Linked DNA regions of Homo sapiens: region 1 is linked to region 2. The links are chromatin loops, found by intact Hi-C in ENCODE. Cell type or tissue: ovary. All regions are shown on one strand. Each heading gives the region's core, and the rest is flanking DNA. Links, peaks and the distances in the headings are about the cores only.

Region 1 (4,390 bases), core at 236-4,235, 60 kb before region 2:
TTCTCCTGATGACACATGGCTGGTGGGCTGTCAAGCTTGCTCTCAACTGCCCGCTCCTCCAAGAGAAGCTGCCCCTGCCCAGTGAGCTGAAGTCTCCCGCACCCTCCCTACTCCTCCATCATGCTCCATGAGCTCCTTTTATTTTGTGGGCACTCACCATGGCCTGAGTTTATCTAAGGCATGTATGTATTTATCATTATCACCATGGTATCCCTGGGGCCATTCTAGAGCAATCCCCAGCACAGGGTAGGTGCTCAATACATAATTGTTGAGCAAGTAACCAAATCCCATCAGCCCTCAACTCCCCAGACCCCCCTTCACACACCACACACTCCAGGGACAAAAGAACACACCTCGGCTGGGCAGGCCTCCAGACCACACACCCTAACCCTGAGGGTGCCCCCATCCGGCCCACAGTCCAGCCACCCCTGAGGAAGGGCTGATCAGCAGCAGAGCTGAAGAAGTCAGCCTTTGGCCTCTCCATTCTTAGTCATCTTCTGGGAGTGCACATGGGCTCATTTTGGTCCCTTGTTTCGACACAAGATGGATTGAGAAATGAGGAGAGAAATGCATCCAGCCCGTGGATCACTCTAGTCTGTGCCTGGATCCATATGTCAAGGTAGAAGGCAGGTCCCAGTGGGGCCTGGAAGCCCCCAGGAGTGCCTGCCCTACATTACAGGTGGGAGCCTAGCTGCCTGCCTGCTGAGCCCTTCCTAGGCCCACAGTAAAGCCTCTGACTGGCTTCACCATCTGCCACTCTAATCTTCCCACTGCCATGCTCCCACGCCAAGCACCTTTCTATCTTGCCATTTCCTCTGCCTGGAATGCTCTTCTGCCAGCTCTCTGCATAGTGAGATTCTTCTCATGGTTCAGGTCTTCTTTGCACAATATTCTCCCATCAGAGGGACACACCCAAGCAGCCCCCATTGTCACCCTTCCATCTTATCATATTTCATCATCTTTGCATCACTTTTTACTCTCTGAAATTATCTTATGTACTTGCTTTCTTTAGTTTTAGCAGCCTGCTCTATCAGACTTTAAACCCAGTAGGCAGTACCTTGTAGGCCCTGTTCATAGCTTGTACTCCTGGTTGGCTGGTCTATTGTAGTGGCCACACCATTTACCATTGATGAATGAGTGGGTGGGTGGGTGGATGGATGGATGGATGGATGGATGGATGGATGGATTCTACCACCAACTCCCTCTGGGACCCTCCTAGATGGTGTTTCTCTCTGAAGCCCCAGTATTAACTCAGGCTTGGTGCATAGCATGGCACAGACACAAAGTGTTGCTGAGTGCACTGTATTATTTTCAGGATCTCAGTTTTCACATCTGCAAAATGAGGCACTGGGACTAGTCAATGCTTTTCAAACCATGTGGCTGGAAACCTTCTGGAAGGGGTTCACACATCCTGCTCTGCTGTTGTGATTTTCAAATAAGCAAATGAGAAAACTCAAGACAAGACAGTGAGTTTTCATGGAGCCACGTGTCTTCATTGTAAAGCCCAGTCCTTCCTATCTGGGGGATGGGAAGAGGGGCAAATATTCTTTCTTCCAAGAAATAATGGTGATAAGGGATGATTGTTATCTTAAAAAAAAAATCCTTATTCTGCAACAGGAAGAGATTGGCAACCAGATGCAGATGTCAGTCCTGACTTTTTTTAAAAAATTATTGGTAAAGGAAATGAAGTCTGGGAACCTCCATTCTGGTTCTCTGCAGAGATGCCACAAACAATGAGGCATTTTCCACCAAACAATGAAGAATTAAACTGCCTGAGGACTCCTTTCTTGCTTTTGTCTGTTTTCTATTTGGGCTTTCCTTTGAAAAAGTGGCTTTGCTGCTTTATAAAGTTCAACGATCCCTGAAGGATCTATCTCCAAGGCCCCATTCCCAGGATCTCTGCACCCTTGATTTTTATTTTTACATCTTGGCCCCTGCATTATGCAGGCTTTTCTCCAGGTCTGGGCGTGGTTGGATCCCAAGTGTGCAGAGGACCCAGGAGGGCTCTGTGCTGCTCAGCTCAGCCCTCTGTGATAGTCTGCCCTCTGGTCTATGCACTCCTTCCTGGGCCTCTCCAGGCAAGGTTTTGTGCCTCTTGCAAAATAACAGCCTCTGAAGTGTATTTTTGTCATGCATGCAGCTGGGACCCTGGCATTGATAGTGGTTGTACAATTCCCGTTTCTAACCTCATTCAGAGAGACCAAGTGTCTTACTCAAGGTCACACAGCAAGGAGGGGCACAAAGCCAGTTCATAGAGGTCTTACTCCCAGCAGCGCCTGCTGAGTGGAAATTTCAAGAGCCCTTTGGCAGCCACTCCTGGACATGAGAAAGGGTAAGACTGTCTCCAATTCACTCACACTGTGCTCATAACCACCGTGTGCTGAGCACTTGAACTGTGCCAGGCACTTTATATACATCGTTTTAACCCCACAAATGCAAGAAGTATCATGATTCCCACTTTCCCCCTCTGGAAACCAAGACTCAGAGAGGTTCCCTGACTTGCCGTGATCACACAGTGAAAACTAAGCCAGGATTTGGCCCATATCCACTCAAAGCACACCCTCTCCTTTGTGTCTGTCCTCATGCCGTGGCCTGTGGCTTCCTGCGCACAGGGCATGCAGATGGTCTTCCCCTGCTCAGGGTCATCTCTCCAGAAGCAGCCTGACCGGGTGCCTGGCCTGCAGGAGACAGAAGCGCCAGGCCGCTGAGGCCAGGAATGGACTGGCAGGACTGGGAGAAATCAAGGCAGCCCTTTCCCTGGGAGAGTGAGGAAGCTGGGCACAGAGAGACGGCCAGCAGGCTGCTGCAAGGTGAGGGTTATGGGTGGCCCCAGAAAGAGCAGGCCTGGTGTCGGGGAGCCGCACACAGACACAGGGCTTTGCTCCCTCATTCAACACATGAAGCATTAATTTTTCTCAGGGCAAATAAGCAATAGTGCTCTGTGTGTTTCTGTGTGTGTGTATGTACACTGGTCTGTCTTAACATTCCTAGGAACCCTAGGGACCCCAATGGTGCCAAAGCAGCATCACAGCCTGAGGGCAGCCCGTGGCACCCCCTCTCCCTCCCTCAGATACCCGCTTTAGCTAAGAATCCTGCAGCATCTCTTTGAGCCCAGTAAAGCTATTTCATGAACCTGGTCTGTGCCTTAATGATCCCTGGCACCCTTTGGGGGTGGGGTCAGTGGATGGGCAATAGGAATGTTAGCCCCACCTTTTCCACTATTCATTCTCTAGGAACCAGACTAGGGAGTCTGTGAAGATGGGCCCCCATCAGAGTTTGCACCACCTCCCCTGGGTTCCAGCAGCACGTGGTGCCCCCTCTGTGAGTCTGTTTATGCGTCATCCCCACTGGACTGCCCTCCATGACAGCAGAGGATTCTTTTAGTTTAACTGCAACATCAGTTACACATCAGACACAAGAAGGTCCTACATCATACACACAGCAGGAAGGAAGGAGGGAAAGGGCATAGTAACAACAATCACAGATCTGAGCCCTAATATGCACCAAGCACCTCGCTGAGCACATTACAAGCTAGCACTCATGTCATCACTCCTGTAACCCTATCAGGGAACTGAGGCCCAGAGAGGCTAAGTCATTTGCCCCAGGTCACACAGCCAGGAAGTGGCCAGGCTGGGTTTGGAACCCAGGCCTGCAGATCTACAAAGTGCATGCTCTTTGCCTTGGTTAGACCTGCCTGGCTGTACAGGACGGAGGATGCCCCCAGCTTGCAGGCCCACCTGGCAGAGACCTGGGAGGTAAGCGTGTTTGATTACTCATTGAGAGTGATGAAAGAAGGAAACCACAGGGCCTGTTTCCACCGAAGTCGACCACTAGCAACATATGGCATTGCCAGCCCTGCCCACTCACAGGGCTAACTGGGACAGCTGTCATCCCGGGGAATGAGCTGACCCTTCTGTTCTCCCCCTGGGGGTTCCTAATTTTACCAATAGCAGCCATCTTCATTAAGGAACTTGTCAGCACATCAAAATAGTGCTGTGATTAACTCCTTGAACAAATATTTGCAGAGCCCTGACTTTACACTCAGGGCTAAATGTTCTTTAAAAAGCATAAAACATAGGCCGGGTGCAGTGGCTCATGCCTGTAATCTCAGCACCTTGGGAGGCCAAGGCGGGTGGATCACCTGAGGTCAGGAGTTCGTGACCAACCTGGCCAACATGGTGAAACCCTATCTCTATCAAAAATACAAAAAAATTAGCCAGGTGTGGTGGCGGGTGCCTGTAATCCCAGCTTCTCGGGAGGCTGAGGCAGGAGAATCACTTGAACCCAGGAAGTGGAGTTTGCAGTGAGCCGAGATTGTGCCATTGCACTCCAGCCTGGGCAACAAGAGCGAGACTCCATCTCAAAAAAAAAAAAAAAATCCTAAAATGTG
Region 2 (4,390 bases), core at 203-4,202:
GTTGTCCTAGAATCCCAAGTCAGTCGGATTTCAGAGGAGGAAGAGAGCCAGGAAGACTTCCTGGAAGAGGCAGCAAGGAACAAAGGAAGAGAGAGAGTTGACCAACCCAGTGATAAGCCTTTCCCTGGTTAGCTTCTGTTGGCAAACTCTCTCTCCATCTCCCTCTTCCCTCCTCCATCTCTCTCTCCATCTCTCTTTCCCTCTCTCTCCATTTCTCTCTCTGTCTCCCCTTCTCCCCACCCTGGCTCTGTACTCCCAACCCTAGTCACCCTACATCTCTTCCTGGCTCCTAGGAGAAATAGCCACCCTTCTGAGTCCCGAGGCCATAAGAATTTGGCCTTATGCCCCAAGAAGGAGCAGCGTCCTCAGGGAGACCCTGGATGCCAGCTCAGCCTCAGACCTCGTCTCCCAAGCCGATGCCAGGCCACAGGATCCAGGCTGGGCCACTGCCAGCCTGATGCATTGCTTGTTGACAGATAAAAGCTCTGCAATTTATGGCTCCAAAGCAAAGCCAGGGCTTTGTTTTGCTTTGTTTTAAATTAGCTACATAGGGGGTTGGTGTGGGGGCAGGGGAGAGGGAGGAGAGCCAAGGCATGCTCAGGATGTCTTGGGGCTGCGTCCCCAGCTCAGCAAACCCCAGGGCAGCCCTTAATGAAGCCACCTGAGCGCTGAGAACCTTGCAGTGTCTGCCGGGCTCTCCACCTGCACTTGTCTGGCTGGGGGAGGGAAGCGCTTCCCACCTGCTCGTCCTGTCACTGGGCCCAGCACCCTTTGTTCCCAGAATGAGTCCCAATCAGCCTGGTTAATTGTGCCTCAGGGTCTCAGTGGGGCTGAAGTGAAACCATGACATCCTCAGAAAGATGGGGATCTATTCCTGCTCAGAAAGAGGAGGCTGTTCCTTACTGTACTTGACACAGTGCAGCAGGCTCTGGGCACTGCCAGCAAGGGGCCCCAAGGGTCTACCCAGAAGCATGGGCCTTCCGATCTGAGCCCATTAGCTCTTGGTGGGATGAGGAGGGTGGAAGGGCCAGGGAGGGAGGGAATGTCCCAATCCCCATAAATGATTGCCTGAGACTGTTTATTCTCAATGCAACTGCTGTTAAGAATCATTTCCCCTCACGCCTCCCATCTGGTCTGGGGCTTTTCTGCAGACAGCACATGCCAGCCAGGGTCTCTGTGTGCCCTCCTGTGTAGGACCTGCCATAGACAGACACAGCCGCACTGGTCAACTGAGTAGGAAAGAGCATGTGTAGCCTGTGGCAGCCCAAAACCTCTTGCCATCGGTGGGCATTGTCCCACATCTGCTCCCTCTTTGTGCTGTCTGAAAGCACTTTCTCATCACTTCAAGGAGGTAAGGACAAGGACTATCCACTGGACCTCCCTTTTCATCTAAACTGCACTCTTCTTTCTCCTACACCGCACAGCTCAGAGGAGTCAGGCATCTTAACCACAGTCACAGAGCCAAAGCTGCCCAAGCCACGGCACTCATTAACTCCAGCCTGCATTAGAGGCCAGGTGTGGCCAACACCATAGTATTAATCCTCTCAAGGATACATCTGAGATCTTACATCTTGGGTCATTGGGCTGTTTGAGCAAAGATACCAGGCTTTCAAAGGTTACAAGCACAGCCAGTGCTTTGGCACATGGTTCAAGAAGAACAGAGACTGTCTCAGTGCTGAAGTTGGCTTTGGTATGAATTGTGTCTCAACATGTTCCAGACCCTGAACTCCACGTGGATGCAATGTGCAGTATTAAACACACAGGAACGCATGCCCAAGGATAGTCTGCCTCGGAGAGAAGCAGTATTAAAAAGCCACACGCCAGTAATAGAGATGTTTCTAAACTGGCCACCCTGCAGCTAGCAAGGAAGCTGAAGGCCGCAACTGGGGCTATTAATTCAGACTTTATAACCCACAGGGCTGCAGCGGAATACTGGGAAAACTGCACCCCAACTCTTTGTAATGCTTCCCTGCTCAAGTCCATGTAAATATATTCTAATGCAGAAAAGGTCCGCAGGAGGCAAGACCACAGAGTCATTAGCATTTTGATGGCTTTTCCCAGCACATGGAACCAGAGAGCTTTAAAATTCATAGCGTGGAGATTAATCCTTCAAGTCACACTTGTCCCTCCTAAGCTTTAGGAGGCCAAGAACTTTTTACCCCTTTAAGACCTTGATTAGCAAAGAAAGTTAGAAAACCAGAGAGCTCGGTCAAGGGAGTCCTAGTGAAAAGACGCATGACTGGTTTTCTAGACTAAGTGTGTTGCGTCCAAATACAATTAAATGGCAGAATTAGAGATGGGAGTAGTGGATAGGCTGTCACCCTGCATGAGAGGTGGGAGCTGCTTTGACTCAAATACTCCAGAAGAGGAGTCCCTGCCGATCCCTAACAGCACAGCTCATCCTTTTGTAACTGACGAAAGCCAGGCTTCTTAAAATCCATGTGTATTCACTCAGCAAGCCACACTGAAGTCGATCACTATGTGCTCACATAATAGATGCTTGGGACGATGGGATCAGGAAGCCAGTTCAGCTCAGCAAATCCATGATCTCAAAAAACTCAGTTCGAATGGAGAAAGAGACAGGGAAATTGGAGATTACAATAAAATGTGAGGGTGGCAGCGGCGAGTCCAGCTACCCTGGGACCCCCAGGAAGATGCTGGGGGCACCCACAGAGGGTGAGTCAAGCTGGGTTTATGAGCAGATCAAAACTTTCTTTTGAAAATGGATGCGCTGGCTGAGTGCGGTGGCTCAAACGCCTGTAATCCCAGCACTTTGGGAGGCTGAGGCGGGCGGATCGTGAGGTCAGGAGATCAAGACCATCCTGGCCAACATGGTGAAACCCTGTCTCTACTAAAAATACAAAAATTAGCTGGGTGTGGTGGTGGTGCATGCCTGTAATCCCAGCTACTCGGGAGGTTGAGGCAGGAGAATCGCTTGAACCAGGGAGTCGGAGGTTGCAGTGAGCCGAGATGGCACCACTGCACTCCAGCCTGAGTGATAGAGTAAGACTCTGTCTCAAAAAGAAAAGAAAATGGATGCGCTATAATATCAAGTGAGAAAGGTGAGGTCCGCAGTGTTTTCTAGCATGTGATCAAAAAGAATATATGGATACTGTTAAGAAAAGTCATCTGTAATGTGGCAAAAGGCAAAGAGAGGTCTGTGTCATTTCAACCTCATATTGGAGTACTGTTTAGCAAGCCTACCCAAGAATCCTGTAATTACCCAGGGGATTCTAGAGGAATGTAACTTTGTATAAAGTTACACATGAACTTGTAGATTTTTTTGGCTAGTAAAACAGATAAACCCCAAGGTTATGGTTTTCTGCCTTATAGGGCATTAACCAGTTTTATATCCAATCCAGCCATCATATTCAGGCATTCTTTCTCCAATGCCTACATAATCACTGTTCCTTGAATTCTCCTGAGAGCTAGCTTTTCCATCTTGCTGGCCTCCTCATTAAATCAATCTTTGACTCATGTTCATTCTAGATTTATGAGAATCATGGCTTTATTGTTTAAATTATACTGACAATACATACTCATTTATATAGAGATATATGTATGCATACATGTGCACGTGCACACACACACACACACAAACTGTCAAAGAAATGAAATTTCAACAAATTGAGTTGTAAAGATCTCATTTGTTTTTATTGTGATTCATGAATTGGGCAGCATCCCATCTACAAAACAGAAAGGTGCTCTGTTGCCAAGATAGAGTCACTGCGCTTCAGCCTGGGCAACAGAGTGAGACCCTGTGTCAAAAAAAAAAGAAAGAAAGAAAGTTGTTCTGCTGAGCTGAATAGAAGGGATGGGCTTTATAGACAGGAAAAGGCTAAAGAAGGCAGAAACAAAGAACAAAATGTGGATTGGTCATTTAAAGTCACTTTCCTTGTATCGGTTAAAACAGAGAGGACTTCATCACATCAGCTAAAACTAGCCTGTTTTGGAGATTTAGCTATCATCTTCCTCCTGATTTCCTGGAAGGTCAGATCTTACAAGTAAACAATTTAGGTTTTAGTTTGATAATGTGACACTTCAGCTTGAATGACTCCATTTTGGGTTGGTGTGTTGGGGCCTAGTGCTAGAGTTCAGTCCAAAACACTGGCTTCTCATATATTTTACTTAACAACATGCAAACATACACAACACACAGGGAAAAAACTGGGAAGAAACATACGCAAAATATTAGCTTTAGGTAGCTGAGATATATATGACTTCTTTTTTTTTTTTTTGAGATGGAGTCCTGCTCTGTCACCCAGGCTGGAGTGCGGTGGTGTGATCTTGACTCATTGAAACCTCCGCCTCCCAGGTTCAAGGGATTCTCCTGCCTCAGCTTCCTGAGTAGCTGGGATTACAGGCACCTGCCATCATGTCCAAATAATTT

What was found. Peaks named below come from ENCODE experiments on the same cell type or tissue, not always from the same donor. Only the 100,000 strongest peaks of a DNase experiment are listed, where the experiment ranks them.
Region 1: a loop joins it to region 2, with 4 times the contacts of the local background. A loop is called at or near these places in 2 of 110 quality-filtered maps.

What each region holds. Positions count from the first base shown.
Region 1 is chr11:44,811,449-44,815,838 of GRCh38, reverse strand. The region is part of intron 2 of TSPAN18 (tetraspanin 18); the gene reads right to left. Among named protein-coding and RNA genes, the nearest start is that of TSPAN18-AS1, 77 kb to the right of the region's middle. In ovary, for the core only: no CTCF peak of the experiment used is centred there; a DNase peak (open chromatin) is centred at 2,726.
Region 2 is chr11:44,751,775-44,756,164 of GRCh38, reverse strand. The region is part of intron 1 of TSPAN18 (tetraspanin 18); the gene reads right to left. Among named protein-coding and RNA genes, the nearest start is that of TSPAN18-AS1, 17 kb to the right of the region's middle. RefSeq lists enhancers at 1,656-2,462, 2,463-3,271. In ovary, for the core only: no CTCF peak of the experiment used is centred there; DNase peaks (open chromatin) are centred at 1,074 and 1,734.